Regions from separate parts of the Homo sapiens genome. Here region 2 is linked to region 1. The links are chromatin contacts, found by Hi-C or POLR2A ChIA-PET in ENCODE. All regions are on one chromosome and are shown on one strand. The core of a region is the stretch at or near the end of the contact, and the rest is flanking DNA. Distances in the headings are between cores, read along the strand shown. Region 1 has its middle 33 kb from the start of SRRM3. Region 2 holds the start of SRRM3 (serine/arginine repetitive matrix 3).

Region 1 (6,710 bases), core at 3,522-6,021:
TGTCATCCAGGCTGGAGTGCGGTGGCACAATCTCGGCTCACTGCAAGCTCTGCCTCCCGGGTTCACGCCATTCTCCTGCCTCAGCCTCCCGAGTAGCTGGAACTACAGACGCCTGCCACCACGCCAGGCTACTTTTTGTATTTTTAGTAGAGGCGGAGTTTCACCACGTTGGCCAAGACGGTCTGGATCTCTTGACCTCGTGATCCGCCCGCCTCGGCCTCCCAAAGTGCTGGGATTACAGGTGTGAGCCACCGCGCCTAGCCTATTTTCTTTTAATGAGAACCTCAGCCAGGCACAGTGGCTCAGCCCTGTTATCCCAGTCCTTTGGGAGGCCGAGGCAGGAGGATCACTTGAGGCCAGGAGTTCAAGACCATCCTGGACAACATAGTGAGACCTCTGTCTCCGTTAAAAAAAAAAAAAAAGAGGAGACCTCATTGAGGGTATATAGGAAATGAAACTAAGATATAATATATTTTGGCTTTGTAAATCAATGTTTTCACATATTGGTTTTGTTAGATTTATTTTTCCATCAGTGAAAACATTTTTTGAACACAAATTCCTTTTCCAGTTAAATAATTTGTAAGTAAAGTTTATTCAAATGTATGTTAAAACATTTAATATTTGTCTTCTGAAGTTTGTCTTTATGTACATCAAGATATTGGTTGTCTTGTCTTAAATGTATCATTGGATATCACATATTCTATTCGTTGTTTAATAAGGGTAATGCCCATCTAGGAATGAATAGTTTTTTAAAATCAAAAACAAGACAAATGACACACTCCACGTGGCAGGTAAAAGGTTAATGAGCTTCACATATAAAGAACTTCTTCAAATAAATAAAGAAAAAACATTTAGGCCGGGAGCGTTGGCTCACGCCTGTAATTCCAGCACTTCAGGAGGCCAAGGTGGGTGATCACTTGAGGTCAAGAGTCTGAGACTAGCCTAGTAACATGGTGAAACCCTGTCTCTACTAAAAATACAAAAAAAATTAGCTCGGCCGGGCTTGGTGGCTCACACCTGTAATCCCAGCACTTTGGGAGGCCGAGGCGGGTGGATCATGAGGTCAGGAGATCAAGACCATCCTGGCTAACACGGTGAAACCCTGTCTTTACTAAAAAATACAAAAAATTAGCCAGGTGTAGTGGCGGGCACCTGTAGTCCCAGTTACTCGGGAGGCTGAGGCAGGAGAATGGCATGAACCCAGGAGGCAGAGCTTGCAGTGAGCCGAGATTGCACCTCTGCACTCCAGCCTGGGTGACAGAGTGACTCCGTCTCAAAAAAAAAAAAAAATTAGCTCGACATGGTGGCTCATGCTTGTAATCCCAGCTACTAGGGAGGCTGAGGCAGCAGAATCGCTTCAACTCGTGAGGCAGAGGTTGCAGTGAGCAGAGATCGCACCAGTGCACTCTAGCCTGGGTGACAAGAATGAAGCTCCGTCTCAAAAAAAAAAAAAGGAAAGAATATTTGACATGAAAATGAAAGGTATTTTTTATAATATAGTCAATACATTAGGTGAAAGAGCAGATTACACGACAGTATATATAGTGTGTTTATATTTTGAGAAAATATATATTTTGAATATTGGAATTATATACACCCAACTAGTAATGTTATCCATTGATTCATGGAATTACAAGTGACTTTTTTTTTTGCTTGTCCCTATTTTCCAATTTTTCTACAGTGACCGTACTTGCAATAATTAAACATAGTATGGTCATTTAAAATATGTGCCCAAATTCTCTGATACCCTCTTCAACGGCAGAGCCCAGTCCCTATCCCCTTGAATGTGAGCTGGGTTACGTGATTCCCTTCTGACAGATAGGAAAAAGCAAAAGTGATGGCTTGCAACTTTGCAAACTACATCATAAAAGGTACTGTGGCTTCCTCCTTGCTCACTCTTTGATTACTCACTTGGGAAAGCCAGCTGTCACACCATGACACCTAAGCAGCCTGTAGAGAGGCTCATGTAACAGGAACTGAGGCCTCCTGTCAGCAGTCACATGAGGGAGCCATCTTGGAAACAGGCTTTAGGTGACTGCAGTCTCAGTGGACAGCTTGAGTGCAATGTCATGAGACACCCTGAGCCCAAATGACCCAGCTATGCCACTCCTGAATTCCTGACCCACAGAAATGGAGATCCTAAGTAAGTATTTTATTTATTTATTTATTTATTTATTTATTTATTTATTTTTGAGACAGAGTCTCACTCTGTCACCCAGGCTGGAGTGCGGTGTTGTGATCTTGGCTCACTGTAACCTCTTCCTCCCGGGCTCAAGTGATTCTCCCCCATCAGCCTCCTGAGTAGCTGGGACCACAGGTGTGCACCACCACGCCTGGCTAATGTTTGCATTTTCTGTAGGGATGGAGTCTTACTATGTTGCCCAGGCTGATCTTAAACTGCTGGACTCAAGCCATCTGCCCACCTCGGCCTCCCAAAGTATTGGGATTACAGGCATGAGCCACTGTGCCTGGCCCTAAGTATTTATTTTAAGCCACTAGGTCTGGAGTAATTTGTTACATAGCAGCAGATAAATAATACACATATTTTCTATAGCGATCACATTTATAATTTAAATTGAATTAAAAAGGCTGGGAGCAGTGACTCATGCCTGTAATCCTAGCACTTCAGGAGGCTGAGGCTGGAAGATCGCTTGAAGCCCAGGAGTTTGAGACCAGCCTGGGCAATATGGCAAAACACCTTCTCTACAAAATACAAAAAAAAAAATTAGCTGGGTGTGGGCTGGACGCGGTGGCTCATGCCTGTAATCCCAGGACTTTGGGAGGCTGAGGCGGGCAGATCATGAGGTCAGGAGATCAAGACCATCCTGGCTAATACGGTGAAACCCTGTCTCTATTAAAAATACAAAAAATTTAGCCAGACGTGGTGACAGGCACCTGTAGTCCCAGCTACTCAGGAGGTGGAGGCAGGAGAATGGCATGAACCCAGGAGGCAGAGCTTGCAGTGAGCCGAGGTCACGCCACTGCACTCTAGCCTGGGCAACAGAGTGAGACTCTATCTCAAAAAACAAACAAACAAACAAAAATTAGCCAGGTGTGCTGGCGTGTACCTGTAGTCCCAGATACTTGGAGACTATGGTGGGAGAATCACCTGAGTCAAGGAAGTCGAGGCTGCAGTGAGCTGTGACTGTGCCACTGTACTCCAGCCTGCATGACAGAGTGAGATTTTGCCTCAAAAAAAAATTTTTTTTTGGCTGGGCGCAGTGGCTCATGCATTTTGGGAGGCCGAGGCAGGTGGATCATGAGGTCAAGAGATCAAGACCATCCTGGCCAACATGGCGAAACCCTGTCTCTACTAAAAATACAAAAATTAGCTGGGCATGGTGGCATGTGCCTGTAGTCCCAGCTACTCGAGAGGCTGAGGCAGGAGAATCACTTGAACCCAGGAGGCGGAGGTGGCAGTGAGCCGAGATCATGCCACTGCACTCCAGCTCAAAAAATATATATATTTTTTTAATTAACAAGTTCTAGTATCTAAAATGAGCAAAATCGTCACGTGTGGTGGATCACACCTGTAATCCCAGCAATTTGGGATGCCAAGGCATGTGGATCATCTGAGGTCAGGAGTTCAAGACCAGGCTGCAGTGAGCCAAGATTGCACCACTGCACTCCAGCTGGGGAGACAGAGTGAGACTCCATCTCAAAAAAAAAAAAAAAAAAAAAAAAAGTAAATATGCATTTGAAAAGAACAGCATCAGCCAGGTACAGTGGCTCACGCCTGTAATCCCAGCACTTTGGGAGGCCGAGGGTAGAGGATAGCTGAGCCCAGGAGTTTGAGACCACCCTGGGCAACATGGTGAAACCCTGTCTCTACAAAAAATACAAAAATTAGCCAACTGTGGTAGTAAACACCTGCAGTCTCAGCTACTTGGGAGGCTGGGGAAAGGATTGCTTGAGTCTGGGAGGTCGAGGCTGCAGTGAGCCATGATTGCGCCACCTCACTCCAGCCTGGGCAACAGAGCAAGACCCTCTCTCAAAAAAGAAAAAAAAACATGCAAAAAGAAAACAAAACAGAACAGCGTCATTTCCTTATCATTAGTTTGAAGGAAGGGAATCACTGGCAAAAGTTTCCATTTTCTTTTTTTTGAGATGGAGTCTCACTCTGTCGCCCAGGCTGGAGTGCAATGGCGCGATCTCGGCTCACTGCAAGCTCTGCCTCCCGGGTTCACACCATTCTCCTGCCTCAGCCTCCTGAGTAGCTGGGACTACAGGCGCCCACCACGACGCCCAGCTAATTTTTTGTATTTTTGTAGAGACCGAATTTCACCATGTTGCTCAAGCTAGTCTGGAACGCCTGAGCTCAAGGGATCTGCCCACCTCGGCCTCCCAAAGTGCTAGGATTAAGGGCGTGAGTTACCAGGCCGGCCCAATTACTTTCTTCAGTCTGAGCATGAGCACTGGAAGAAAAGCTCTCACTCACATGTAATTTTTTTTAGAGACATGGTCTCCCTCTGTCACCCAGGCTGAAGTGCAGTGGCGTAATCTCAGCTCACGGTAACCTCAACCTCCCGGGCTCCAAATATATATATATATATATATATATATATATATATATTTTTTTTTTTTTAGTTGGAGTCTCGGTCTGTCGCCCAGGCTGGAGTGCAGTGGCGCGATCTCGGCTCACTGCAGCCGCCGCCCCCCGGGTTCAAGCAATTCTCTGCCTCTGCCTCAGCCTCCCGAATAGCTGGTATTACATGTGCCCGCCACCACGCCCGGCTAATTTTTTATTTTTAGTATAGACGGCATTCACCATGCTGGCCAGGATGGTCTTGAATTTCCGACCTCGTGATCCACCTGTCTCGGCCTCCCAAAGTGCTGGGATTAAAGGCGTGAGCCACCGTGCCCGGCCCGATCGCTTATATTTTTAAAGAGATGTTTTCTTGGTTTCCTAGCCCCTCGTACCCCCTACAAAGTTCCAAAGGCTTTGATGTTGTTGCAAAGGCCATGAGAGGTCAAGCCGAGGGGTGCAGCTCCCTAATGCGGTGTAGCCTCAGACGGGGCCGATCCTGCCCAGAATGAGCGGCGCCGGGCGGTGGGGGACGCTGCCGGTGTCCCCGGGACCTGGCTGGGGGAGGAGTTGGGGGGGCGCACCTACACAGGCTCAGGTGACGCGAGTGTGCGGCAAGGGCTGTAGCCGGAGCTAGCGGGCTTGTGGTGGCCACTGAGGAGCTTCTGCCCGACAGTGCCCTCCGGGCCACAGCCGCTTGGTGCGCAGCGCCTACTCGCTCAGCGTCAGGCCCTTGCTGCGCCCTACGCCGCAGGCTGGGAAGTCGCGCAGGTAGCAGTAGTACAGGCAGTGGTAAAGCTCGTCCTTGTAGCTTATTGGTGTCGGCGGCCGAGTCGGAGCCTGCGGACACTAACCCGCCGCCTACTGACACTGACCGGCAGTCTGTGGCCACGCGTCTGCGCATGCGCTCTCCTGGAATACCCAGCCGCCGCGCCTCGAGTTCCGATTGGTTCTACAGAAGGGGCGCGCCTCCGCTGACGTCACAGGCGCGGGCCTTCCGGCGACGTAATAGCGCCGGCCTTCGGCGATGTCACAGTGACGCTACAGTGCCTGGAGCTGGGCTGTTTTCTCCTCGGTTTGGAGCCTGGTGACCGTGACTTCCCCGCCATGTTCTGTGTGTTGCTGGCTGGAGAAGGGTAGTTGACAAACTCCGACCCAGCACAGTGTTTCTGTGGGTCAAAACTAGAAAACTATGTCCGGGCTCCGCCGAGGCGGAAGGATCCCTTCAGGCCAGGAGTTAAAGAGCGGCCTGGGCAACATGGCGCGACTCCATCTCTGTAGTCCCTCCTCAGCTTCCCAGATACTTGAACCCCAAGGTTCAAGGCTGCAATGAGCTATGATCCCATCACAGCACTCTATCCTGCGAGACTGAAGTAAACCTTGTCTAAAAAAATAAACTATCCAAGTGTGCAACAGGGAGGGACCGCTTAAAGAAAACATGGTAATTGTATGTTCAAATACTTTTAACAAGTGCAAAATGTATAGGCTTAAATAAATAGGGCTGGCCGGGCGCGTTGGCTCACGCCTGTAATTCCAACATTTTGTGTGCCCGAGGCATTCCGATCACTTGAAGTCAGGAACTCGAGACCAGCCTGGCCAATATGGTGAAACCCCATCTCTACTAAAAATATAAAAATTAGGCCAGGCACCTTGCATCGTTTCAGGAGGCTCGCACCTCCCTAAGGGCCCGTTAATTGAACCCCTCGGACCTGAGGGTGAGAAACCTTGGCTTAGTTCTTCCCAGGGTGATCAGCCCAGGGGTAAGAGAGGAGAGGCCAGAAAGCAGGACCCATGAGAAGGGCCCCCTCCTGGAGTTTGAGGCCCATTCCTTCCTGCCCCTGCGTCTCCTCGGTCCAGGACTCCTCCCTGCTCTGCCCCACTCCTGGGGCCATGGCCACGGGGGGCTGCTTTTGGGTACAGGCCCCAGCGGCAACCCTGGGCCCAAAGTGGGCAGGCTCACCTGGAGGGGATCAGAGTAAAATGGCAAGAAGCGAGGGGAAAAGCCGCCCTGGAAGCGCGCCTCTCTGCCCCCTGACGTCAGTGGGTGCACTCTTCCCTCACCTCACTCAGGCAGCGGCATGAGTTACCTGGGAGCACTGTCCTGCTCCCTCTGCTGCCTCTTTTTAGTCTTGGGGCTACCATAACACTTTCCCTTCCCCAGCCCTCCCAACCTGGTGGGAATTTG
Region 2 (6,710 bases), core at 4,211-6,710, 35 kb before region 1:
AATGAAGATATGCCATTCTCTCTCTCTCTCTCTTTCTCTGTGTTTTCTTCTTTTGAGATGGAGTCCCACTCTGTCGCCCAGGCTGGAGTGTAGTTGTGCAATTATAGTTCACTAGATCCTTGAAGTCCTAGACTCAAGCAGTCCTCCCACCTCAGCCTCCCAAGTAGCTGGGACTACAGGCACGTGCCACCACACATGGCTAATTTTTTATTTTTATTTTTTTTTAGTGAGCCGAGGTCTTGCTATGCCGCCTAGGCTGAAGATACGCCATTCTTACAATCAGAACGATTCTGTACAACTTGCTTTTACCTGTCTCTGTCCTGGGAAGTCCTGGGAAATGGTGGTGGGGAGGGAGTGCTGGACTAGGAGGGGGCTCAGCTGAGGAAGTCGCCTGGACCCTGGGGTCTGAGTAAATGGGTCAGGCCTCCTCACAGCCCTCAGAGGCCCTGGCAGGATGCTAAGGGAGCCGTGGCACCGTCCGTCAGCTTCCGCCGGCACAGCAGCCTCTGCAGTGGGCAGGAGGCCAGGGCGGGGGCGGCAGGAGGCTGAGGCCAGGCTGGCTGCCGAGGAAGCAGCGCTGCAGAAGGACAGGCCAGAGGCTTTAGGCTCTGAAGGAGTCCTTGGGGGGCGAGGACTGCTCTGGAGCCAATGTACACATGGCCCCAGGGGCCTGTCTTCTAGGCTAACAGTCAGTGAGGCAGCCTGAACCCGGCTCACCCACCCAGGCCCTCTGAGAGCCCTATTCTAGATGACATGGGGCCAACAGGGCTGAGCCTCCAGGATGGAGATGTCGCCCTCCTGCGCTCATGACCCAGAAGAGGGCAGAGGGACAGCACCCCAGAGGTATCAGCAGGTGCTAAGCCACAGTGAAGGCCTAGGCTGGGCCAGGCTGGGTCTGTAATTTTTGGTAACAAGCCCTTCCCTGTCATAATCCCCTCTGTTCTCCTGGGCATCCCACTCCTCCTGCTCTCTCTCTCTCTCTCTCCAATCCCTTTCTCCTCTCTGAACCCACTCTCCCTCACTCTGCCCCCCAAACACCTTCCCTTCCCTTCCCCTCATCCGACTCTTCTCCATTCATCAAAAGCTGTTCTTGCATGGATGTGGTGGCTCACGCCACATTCTAGCACTTTTGGAAGCTGAAGCAACATAGTGAGACCCCATCTCTAAAAGAAATAATAATAATTGCTTGGTGTGGTGGTACATGCCTGCAGTCCTAGCTATTCGGGAGGCTGAGGCGGGAGGATCACTAGATTCCAGGAGGTCAAGGCTGCAGTGAGCCGTGATTGTGCCACTGCACTCCAGCCTGAGCAACAGATTGAGCCCCTCTCTCAAAAAAATTTAAAAAATGGGTTTTGACCAGATGACCCCCCACCCACGAAGGCCCTGTCAGTCCCAAGATTTAAACATATCTCTGTCCTATAAATCTGTATGTCAGGAAGCCTGCAGTTCCATCATTAGAGGTTGAAGTCACCTCCAGTGTTTCAAGCTTTGATTTATTGGAGCTGAGATTTCAAATTCACCTGTCCCAAGTCACTTACAGACTTGGGTCTTAATTAAAGGGGGAAAATAGGGCTTAGACAGGCCCAGTGGCCCATCTACAGATCCCAGGACTCTTTGGCTGAACCAAGGTTAGAGTCCTTTCTGGCCCAGAATTTGAGGTGAGCTGCAGGGACACTGAAGATGCCTTCCACACCCTCTCAGGGTTGTTCACCAGAGCCCAGGAGGCCCCCAAGGACCACAGGCATGGGACTAGGGAAGCAACAGAGGTGAGGTGATTGAGGCTTATTCATGGAATTTTGGGGAAAATAGGAGAGTTTGCAGCTGGTGTTGTAAAGAGAGGAGGCATGGCTGGGCGTGGTGGCTTACGCCTGTAATCCTAACACTTGGGGAGGCTGAGGCAGGCGGATCACCTGAGGTCAGGAGATTGAGAGCAGCTTGGCCAACATCACAAAACCCCATCTCTACTAAAAATATAAAAATTAGCCAGGTGTGGTGGCACATGCCTGTAGTCCCAGCTACTTGGGAGGCTGAGGCAGGAGAATCATTTGAACCCAGGAGGCAGAGGTTGCAGTGAGCTGAGATTGCACCACTGCACTCCAGCCTGGGTGACAGAGAGAGACTCTGTCTCAAAAGAAAACAAAACAAAAGAGAGAGAGAGAGAGAGAGAAAGGAGGCAAGCCCTGCAGAGGCGCTGGGTCAGTGTGGAAATGAGTCTAGGCTGAATGGGAGGGACTGCAAGAAATGGAGGTGAATTTCCTTCTCAGTTCCAACACCTTGGCTCAGTGAAGGAGTTGCGGAGGGGAGCGGATCAGAGATGGGGGAGGGTTCAATGAGGAGAGAGGGGATCAAGAGGGGGAACTCACTGAGGGGCAGGAGGCTGAGTGAGGAGAAAGGAGCTGGGAGAAGCGATGTTCAGAGGAGAATAGCTTTCTTTTTATAATTTTTTGTAGAGATGGGGTCTCACTATGTTGCCCAGGCTGGTCTTGAACTCCAGGCCTCAAGGGATCCTCCTGCCTTGGCCTCCCAAAGTGTTAGGATTACAAGTGTGAGCCACTGCACCTGGCATTAAACCCCATCATTTTAGGGTTGGGGACACTGAGGCCAAGAGGTGGGAAGGGACCCCTTCAAGGTCATACAGGGAGCCAGGATCAGAGATAGGGCCAGAAAGAAGGTCCTTGGACTCATGTTCAAGAGTCCTTCAGTTGCCTTCACCATGTGCCACCCACCTCTCCAACACTCACTGGCCTACAGTGCCTGGATTGATTCTCGCCCTGGGGAGCCTGGAGAATCGGGGGCAGAGTGGTGTTGTGGAAGTCATCCTGGGGTCCTGAGGCAGTGGGGTTGGGTTGCACCAAGACCTTGCTCTGTGACTTTGGGAAAGTCCCATCACACCTTCAGGCCTTGTTTTTCTCCTATGTGAAAGGGAGACAGCAGCACCTTTGGGTCCAGGTTATGTGAGGATGAGATGAGATCATGTATACGAAGTTACAGGACCATGGGCAGAGGCTCAGTGTATGTGTAGGAGTGAAGAAAGAGGGGCTGGGCTTCTCTAACCTCCCCATTGGTGCCCCTGGAAGGCTTCTGAGACAGGAAGAGCTATGATTTTGTCCCTGGGGGACAATAAAATATGGGCAGAGGAGGGAGAAAAGTCAGGAAGGGAGGCTGACCCCAGCAGCGCTAGTAGCTGCTCCTGGCCATGGACCATCTCAGGAGGTGAGGGTGAACCACTAAGAAAGGAAGGAGCAGTCACTGGCTGGCAGAGGTCAGCAAGAGGTTGGGAGGCAGAGGAGGTGCAGAACGGGTGCAGCAGTGAGCAGATGGGACTGTCAGACCCAGACCCCCCCTTTGGCAGGTGTGACGGGGTAGAGGCACCCCGCTGGCCGGTTCAAGGCACATTCTACCTCTAAGTATCCCAGTGACCTTGTGGGAGTCACCTCCTTACTGCACTGTATGCCCTCACCCACCTGCCTCAGGCTCCCCACCTGTAAAGCTGGCATCATAAATCAAGACACTGGCATTGAACTGGGCCTTGATACTCAGAGGATGGGACAGGTCATCAGTAACTCTCCTGCCTCCAGGAGGACAGCGCGAGTGGCTTCATGACCTTGGGAAAGTCACTCAAGCTTCATTTCTCAGCTATGAAATAGGGACAATGATGCCTTCCTCATGAAGCTTCTGTGAGGATTAGCTGAGTCAACCGTTGCATTGTGCCCAGCATGGAGCTGGGCATGAGGCTCTCAACCACTGTTCATCTCCTCTGGGAACAGAAAAATGTGCTTCAAATATCACTGAACACTATTCCACATTTATCCAGCTCTTCTTTAAGAAATTCTTACTTGTCTCCTATTTACTAACACTCACCCAGCATTTTATACCGTAAAAGTAGTCTCCCATCTCCTTATCCAGATTATTTCTTTCAACAGCAAAGTAGACATTGCTAACACTACACCTGTTTTACAGATTGAAAACAGACTCAGAAAGGTCAATGGCTTACCTGAGGTCACATAACCTAGATTTGATCCCATGTCTTTCTGACATCAGAGTCCATGACTCCCAACCCACATACCCCTACCTCTTAAAACCCAGTTGACTCTTTAGTCAGTCTTCAAGAATACCTCCTCCACCCCACAGGAGAGTGGGATGGGGCATAAAGTTAAGGAACCAGAAAGCTACTGCTGTGTGGGAACAATTTCCTAGCCAGCTGGGTCCTATTTTTGACTGAGGAAGAAGCTGGCACAAACTGGGGCCATGACCTTAAGATGCTCCCTGGACAGAGGAACTTGTGCACGTCTCTCCGTCAAAGCCCAGCACCTGCCTTTTCTCTTGCCATGGGACAAAAGACCAGCTCAAGCCCCCGATGCTAGGGTGAGTGAGGTCTTAGGACAGCGAGAAGTTATGGCTGGGATAGGGCACAGGCATTGAAGTACCACGTCAGACCTTGGTACAACCTTCCCTTCCTCCCACTAAATCTCTCCCCACAATGGATCTGCTGTCAGGAGTAGGAACTGCAGGAGGCTTCAACACTGTCCAGGCAGGAGCCCTGGGAGGGAGGGGGAGGCGGAGGCAAGGCAGAGGCTGCGTCTTTTCTCAGCTCTCTTCTTTACCAGGAATTCACTCTGGCGCAGGTCTAACTCTGGGCTAGAAACTCTCTCTGGGCGTCCGTGGTTGGGGTGGGGGGTGTGCACAGAGAACCCCCTCCCAAATTCCTAGTAGCTATTTTCTCTTCTGTGTCCTCCATCCTCTTCCCAGTGCAAGAGTAAATGCCATCCTGTGAGACCCAGTTCTCCTTGCCAGCTCCTGCCTCCCTAGGGGCATTTGGGTAGCCGGGAAAGGGGCCAGGCTGTCCCCTGGGCCGGCACCTCCTGCTGGACAGAGGCCCAGCATCCAGGTGGGGGCCTGCTCCCTTCACCAGGGCCAGTGACCAGCATCTCCACAGGGTTACTGCATCGGTCCTCCCTTCCCTGGGGAGCAGGTCCTTCTCCTCAGTGGGACTGCGGTTGGGGGGCCTCCCTGGCACCCTCATGGACTAGGCCATGGTCATTTATGCCCAGGGGAGTCCTGCCCATGACCCCAAAGGTCTCCACTGTCTCCATCCCTCTCAGTGAAATGAATGTTCCTCATCTCTGCTCCCCGGGCGCCTGGCACCCCCGGACAGACGCCCTCGCCGACCTCCCACACTGCCCCTCTGCTCGGGGGAGCCTGCAGACCACGGGGGTGCTGGGGAGGCCCGAGCTTCCACCCAGCCCCAGCCCCTCGGGGATATGCCCCCGCCCCACAGGCGCTCTCACCTCACCGCTGACCGCCGCGATCTACCGGGCGCTGGGGCCAGGCCCTCGGGTCCCGCCGGTCCGGGCTGCCGCCTAGTCTGGGCTGAGTTGGGCAGGGCAGCTCCGCGGCCCCCACGGCCCCGCACCCTCTGCCTCCCCGCGGGTGCTGCCGCCGCTTGCTGAAATGCTGGACAGCGCACCGCCACCGAGGCGCCTCTCTGCTCGCCCGCCAGCCAGAGCGGCCCAGCCCCGCGCCCGCAGCGCCCTCCGCAGGCCTGGAGGAACGCCCGCAGCGGAGGCAACAGCCCGGGCGGCTGGGCCGGGCCGTCTCCCGGCCGGCTCCCCCTCCTCCCCGCCCCCTTCGCCCCCCTCCCCCCCTTCCCCTCGCCCCTCACCTCCCCACACCCCCGCCCCTATCCCCAGCCCCCGGGGACATCTGTTTCCCCCACTTGCGAGAGGAGGCATGTCAGCCCTGGAAGGCGCCTGGGGCAAGGGAGGTTATTAGTTTGGATCTGGGAAATGCAGTCGGTGTGCAGAGGCCTCGCCAGGACACTCTCTTCCCACCCAGTGTTAAAGAAGGCACCAGGGGCTGGGCGCGGTGGCTCACGCCTATAATCCCAGCACTTTGGGAGACTGAGGCGGGAGGATCACTTGAGGCCAGGAATTCGAGACCAGCCTGGCCAACATGGTGAAACCCAGTCTCTACTAAAAATACAAAAATTAGCCAGGCGTGGTCGCAGGCACCTGTAATCCCAACTACTCAGCTACTTGGGAGGCTGAGGCAGGAGAATCGCTTGAATCTGGGAGGCGGAGTTGCAGTGAGCCAAGATCGCACCATTGCACTCCAGACTGGGCGACAAGAGCAAGACTTAGGGTCAAAAATAAAATAAAATAAAATAAAATAAAAGGCACCAGGGAGGTGAGGTGGGAGGATCGCTGGAGCCCAGGAATTTGAGGCTGCAGTGACCTATGGTGGCGCCACTGCACTCCAGCCTGAATGACAGAGGCTGTCATTTTTTGACACCATCTCAAAAATTTAAAAAAAAAAAAAGGAGGGTGTAGTGTGAGAGACATCCTAATGGAGACAGGAGATTTTAAATTATTTTTTTAAATTTTAAAATTTTGGCTGGATGCAGTGGCTCACATCTGTAATCCTAACATTTTAGGAGGCTGAGGTGGGAAATCACTGAGCTCAGGAGTTTGAGACCAGCCAGGCCAACATGAGGAAACCCTGTCTCTATGAAAAATACAAAAATTTGCCAGATGTGGTGGCATGCATGCACCTGTGGTCCCAGCTACTTGGGAGGCTGAAGTGGGAGGAAGGCTTGAGCCTGAGAAGCGAAGGTTGCAGTGAACCAAGATTGCTCCATTGCACTCCATCCTAGGTGACAGAGCCTCAATTTGTCTCAAAAACAAAAACAAAACAAAAAAACAAAAACAACA

The links. A loop is a pair of places that touch in the nucleus more often than their neighbours do. ChIA-PET counts read pairs that join two places held with the same protein, here RNA polymerase II (POLR2A). Pooled maps may share reads with other maps.
Region 2: a loop to region 1 is called in a map of CD4-positive, alpha-beta memory T cell, with 14 times the contacts of the local background. The contact joins the promoter of SRRM3 here to the enhancer-like site in region 1. A Hi-C loop is called at or near these places in 6 of 168 maps with a recorded cell type or tissue (CD4-positive, alpha-beta memory T cell, breast epithelium, chondrocyte and 3 more), 5 of 37 single-sample maps with no recorded cell type and 12 of 50 pooled maps. POLR2A ChIA-PET finds 5 or more read pairs at or near these places in 11 of 52 experiments (A673, BJ, HEK293 and 6 more).

Annotation. Positions count from the first base shown.
Region 1 is chr7:76,165,417-76,172,126 of GRCh38, reverse strand. No RefSeq gene overlaps it. Among named protein-coding and RNA genes, the nearest start is that of SRRM3, 33 kb to the left of the region's middle. Within about 2 kb of position 4,771, at least 2 of the 41 ENCODE cell types and tissues checked have a DNase peak (open chromatin) inside an H3K27ac peak, as active enhancers do; they include dorsolateral prefrontal cortex, where a contact is called at or near this core.
Region 2 is chr7:76,200,646-76,207,355 of GRCh38, reverse strand. SRRM3 (serine/arginine repetitive matrix 3) reads right to left here and starts at 5,460. Exons shown (of 15, transcript NM_001110199.3): 1 at 5,289-5,460. RefSeq lists a silencer at 5,374-5,613.